2 separate regions of the Mus musculus genome follow, and region 1 is linked to region 2. The links are chromatin loops, found by intact Hi-C in ENCODE. Cell type or tissue: heart. All regions are shown on one strand.

The links. A loop is a pair of places that touch in the nucleus more often than their neighbours do. Peaks named below come from ENCODE experiments on the same cell type or tissue, not always from the same donor. Only the 100,000 strongest peaks of a DNase experiment are listed, where the experiment ranks them.
Region 1: a loop joins it to region 2, with 2.1 times the contacts of the local background. A loop is called at or near these places in 6 of 42 quality-filtered maps.

Annotation. Positions count from the first base shown.
Region 1 is chr11:74,992,955-74,995,454 of GRCm38, forward strand. All of the region lies in intron 10 of Smg6 (Smg-6 homolog, nonsense mediated mRNA decay factor (C. elegans)), which reads left to right. Among named protein-coding and RNA genes, the nearest start is that of Srr, 68 kb to the left of the region's middle. In heart, a CTCF peak has its summit at 1,373; no DNase peak of the experiment used is centred here.
Region 2 is chr11:75,050,629-75,053,128 of GRCm38, forward strand. All of the region lies in intron 12 of Smg6 (Smg-6 homolog, nonsense mediated mRNA decay factor (C. elegans)), which reads left to right. Among named protein-coding and RNA genes, the nearest start is that of Gm51907, 80 kb to the right of the region's middle. In heart, a CTCF peak has its summit at 1,157; DNase peaks (open chromatin) are centred at 1,243 and 1,753; H3K27ac peaks cover 2,392 bases.

The DNA of each region.
Region 1 (2,500 bases), 58 kb before region 2:
ACAGCCTGGCCTCCCAGGTGCTTTGGGTCCACGGTGATTTGGCAGTCATTGCAAGTTACAGAACATCTGGACCATCATTTTTCTTTCCATTCCCTCTTGGATATGTCCTTCTGGGTGGGTGTTTACATATGTCAGTTCCTGGATTCTCTGGAGAAGAGCATTCCAGCCTGAAGCAGAGGTGATCTTGTAGCCCAGAAAGATGTTAGATCCTTTGTCCTTGTCAGAGCCATTTCCATAGATGTGGGGTCAGAATTATGATTTGGAGAGCAACAGAGCTTCCTTAAAAAGTGTGTTCTTTGCTGATGGCCCCCAGTCCTGCAGTACTATCATAGGTCATTCTTGTGTTTTGTGTTCCCTTTTCAAGAACTACCTTCTACTACAGTAGGCCAGGGTATACATAATGTGCTTGCTAACATTTTATGGTATTTACTTTTTAAATAAGCTTTTATTGTAGACTTGAAATATTTACAAGCTTTGGATATGGTAGGAGACAAAGTAGGGGGGCAAAACTGTGGTAGAGAGAATGGTGTCCTCCCCTGCATTAGGTTTTGGAGATACTAACTTCCTTGATCATGAGCCCTATGCAAGATCCTACCCCTGTGGTATTAGAGTCAGCTTGGAATCCTAGCACTCTCTACGAGATGATTGGAGACAGCTACATTTGAGGTCAGGATGGGATATTTGGGGGTCCTTAGGCTGGTATTCATTAGACACAGGTATTTATTGAATGCATGTATGTTGAATGCAAGAAGTTGAAGGCCATGGCTCTAGGAAAGCTGTGTGCCTTGCTTGGCTAATCTTCAAAGTTGGTAGCTAAATGGCTGGTTCCTCGAGTGATGTCACAATGTCTGTAGCATTCAGAGCCTAAAAGGAGAAAAGGCCTTCTTCCTGTATCTCAGTATTTAATACTTCAGTAGCCATTTGGGTAGCTGGTAAGAAGCTAAAAGGTAAATTGTTGAATTTAACCACAAGTACTTCAAGAACTTTAATTTAAAAAAAAAATGTAACTTAAGGAAATAAAACTAGTTTCTCGAGGACAAGTAACTGAAGCAACATTTGTGGTAGGGCATCATGGAAACCTCTTTGCATCCCCCATCTGTGCCCAATTTATTCCAATCTGGACTTCCACTCGGTGCCCCCACTCTTTTTAAAAATATGATTTATAATTTTTGAAATCAAAACCATCTCAGGCACACTGTTTTATTTTACTATATTATTGGATTATATTTCCTATAAATCACTGGATATTACTCATTGGCCACCATTGGAATAACTTCCCTTTTCTGTGCCCTGGCCTTTTCTTTTCCCTTCTCTATTTGTTCATAGAGTATGACTCCATTTCAGTCCTGCGGAAGAGCCCTAGTAGCAGCAAGAGGGCACCCAAGAGACACTTTGTGAGTGTGTGTGTGTTCATGTTGCTTGCTCTAAGGGAACATCTAGGAGTTAGAATTGGGCAGAGTCAGACTGGCTTTCATTTCATGATCCTTCATGTTTGCTTTTGGTTTGGTTTGGTTTCTGTTTTTTGAGACTGCATCTCATTCTGTAGCCCAGGCTTGTTTCAAGAAATACTCCTACACCACCTCCTGAGTACTAGGATGACAGGTATGGACCACTATACCTAGCATATACATACTTTATGTTATTAATATTCCCGAATTGCAGGAAATAGAGGAAGTGACACCTAGGTGTCTTGGGGGAATTGAGAACTACAGCTGTCTACCTGGCACTAACAGTTTAACCTATAGGCATGAGCTTCTTCATGCCATTAATAATATATGGGAGGTGACTATGGTTGAGAAGTTCTAAGACTTTTGGGAAGAACAATTTGTTCTCTCGTCCAAGTTACTTTTAAGTCTTTTACTCAAGCAGAATGTATGACGTGGCAGACCCTCTGCTTGACAGAACAGTTGTACAAAGGAAATCCACCTTTCATAAGGGCTAGACTTGGGGAGGCAGGCTGTTTAGCCAGACTCCTTTCCCTTGGCAACCTGAATATGGCTGTTGCTGAAGTTTCTGGAAAAGAAGAGTGACAGAAGTAGAGGGGTCAGGGACTCACCTTTTTTTCCAGTTCTGAGTTCCAGTGTCTCTCTTGTTTTCAGAATGAATCTACTGCTTTAGGCTGAGGAAAGAGAAACTGTAGTGAAAAGTTAAATGAGGAAGTTCAGTCATGCCAATAAAATTAAGCTTACTCTTAGCATCTCTATTAAGGAGATGCTCTTTGTTTACCTGAAGATAACAGTGTGTCTTAGTGCCCATAGCTGGTTGGTATCATGAAGAGTGCAATATCCCATTGGCAGACAAGATTATGCTAAGTCTGCATTTAGTTTAAGTTGCCATTTAATTCTCAATTTGGCATCTTTTTCTCTGCCAAAGACTTACACTAAAGGAGAAATACTGTTTAGGGAAATTTTGGAAGCAAGGTTTGCAGCCACCTTTTCCATTGTTTTTCCTCAATTTATTTACTTAACTTGTTCTTCAGTGTTGGCACTCAATTCAGGTC
Region 2 (2,500 bases):
TGACTGAACCCCACATGTTCTCAAGTATCTTCAAGCTCTTCATAGCCACAAGGATTTTACTTTGTGCCCTTCCATCAACCTGGACTCCTAAGGCTTCAAGGGCTGCTATGAGGTGAAGGTTAAATGGCGCTTCTTATTAGGATAAGAAAGAAACATGGGGAAAAAATTCAAGACGTCCCCCTTCTGCTTAAACAGGAAACTGTTCACGCATGGAATTGACCTCTCAACCCTTACATCATCCTCTCGCAGATATTAGCTTTTCAGTTCAGGCCTCTCACCTGGGTTTTTGGAGAACATCTCTTTCTCCTCCTCCTCCTCCTCCTCCTCCTCCTCCTCCTCCTCCTCCTCCTCCTCCTCCTCCTCCTCCTCGTCATCATCGTCGTCGTCGTTAGTTTCTTGATTCTTATTTCCCATACCTTTGTCACAGGTTGGCCCATGGGTACCAACAAGATCAGGCTGACCTGATTGGAGTGACTTTTCATTGAAGCATTTTTTATATCTCCTTGATTCTGATCAGTCTAGCTTGACCCTTGGACTGCTTTTATTTATATTTCTGACTTGGGAACTCAGGGCACTTCCCATGTCTTTTGGCCCCAGCTGCTGTCTTACAAAATCAACAGGGTAAGAACTCTCATCTACCTTATCACTGCAGTGTGTCATAAGGTTTTGGCACAAGGTGAGTAGTAATGGGCAAAAGATAGAGGTGGGCAGGAGTCCCTAGTGATGAGCAGCAGTCTCTGGGAGGAGTCAGTTTGCTTTATCTGAGCCTTAGGGGACAGGAGAGCATGGTAATGAGAACCACATGGTACCACATATTTCTTCTTCTTGGATCCAAGATGGTAAGGGTGGGAGGATGAGAGGGATGTGGGGCCTCCCACTGAGGAAACTGTGGGTGATTTTCTGCCGCCTCTCTCTGGCTGGGGATACTACTGCCTACACCCTCATCCCTAACTATGTCCTCAAGCAGCCTTGACCTGTTTAGCACCAACCATGACCTCCAAGCCAAGAATTCAGATGGGAGACTTTTCACCTTCTTCCTTCTTACTGGCGTTTTTCCTGTTTATTTTCCAAATTGCTGCTCTGCAGCCAAGCAGTGCCTGTTGGCCAAAGCTCACCACGCTGTGGGATCAGACTCAGGCAGTGGGCTCAAGTGGCCAGCAGGGCACTGGGGGAGGAAGCAGGGAACTGGAAGAGCCTCCCTGTGTGTCTCCCATGGGCAGCACTAACCTCAGAGGCAGCCCTGAGCAGCCCTATCACATCCGGTGCTTGTCTCTGCAGCCGGACCGGAGGATAAACTATCAGAGCTGTGGGGCAGTGCATCATTCCTCTTATTATTTTCTTCTCTGCAGATGGGGTCGTGGAAAGTTCAGTTCCTTTTAACCCTCAAAGTTCTGTTTATTCTACAGCTGGTAGCCTGAGTGCCGCGTTTCCCATTACATCACAGAGGAGCCCAGGCAGATTTCTGCACAGAAAAACGTGTTGCAACTGTTTATTTTTTTCCATATTTAAACATTTCTGACAGCCAAACTCAGCTGAGCCAAAAGATGGAGCTTTGTGAATGAGTCTGGTTGTTGGTGTCCATGCAGAGGGCTTTAGAAAACCTGCATCCCCCTGGTGATTCTTCCCAAACGTGTTCTTCTTGCTAGGCAAAGCCTGGGAAGTGACTTGGTTCTGCAGTACACGTGTGTTGATTATGTGCCGTTGTATGATTAATGGGACCATGTTCCGCCTGGTTCCCAGGACGCTCTTGAAAACAAGATGTTTCATTTCATTGCCTTTTCCTAGTGTAGTGATCTCAGTAAATAAACCACCTCAGCCTCCTTCCACCTGGAGCTGGTGAGGGAGGGAGTCCCCATGGCTCTCAGTGGCAATTCCTGGAATGCCCTCTTTCCTGTCATCTTGGAATGGGAGTTGGGGGTTTAATGGCATAGGTCTCAGCCTACCCTGTAGGCTCATGGACAGTACCCCTGGGAGATTTCAGGGGACCCTTAGAACTTATTGGCATAGAGTTTCTTCGTACTCAGTCTTTCCTGTGGAGTTTTCTTGTTGTTTTGTTTTCTATTTGTTTTTTATAGTATTTCTAACATCTTAGCATCTAGAGGGTAGATGCTATTCCATCTCCTGGGTTAGAAGCTTTTCTGGAGGAGAAAATCAAGTCTGTAAACTTGGCAACCATTGGATACAATTACAATTGAGGTTCACTTAGGCAGGCAAAGTTTAGGTGATGTTTAGCACCCACCAAACAGTCTGAGCCACAATAGGTGATGGTATGAACTAAATGAACCTTCTTTCTATAATTCTACCTTGGAGTTTTAAGTAGAGAGAGAGATTTTGTAGTTTTAGTTTTCTTCTCAGGTTTATCCAGAACCCGATGATGTGGGACTGGCTGACCAAGCATCCTGGTCTGTGTTGGACTAGGGGACTTAAGAGATGTGAAAATTTTAGTGCTAAAACTTGGACAGTCCCAGGATGGTTAGTCATCCTGTGTCTAATGTACAAG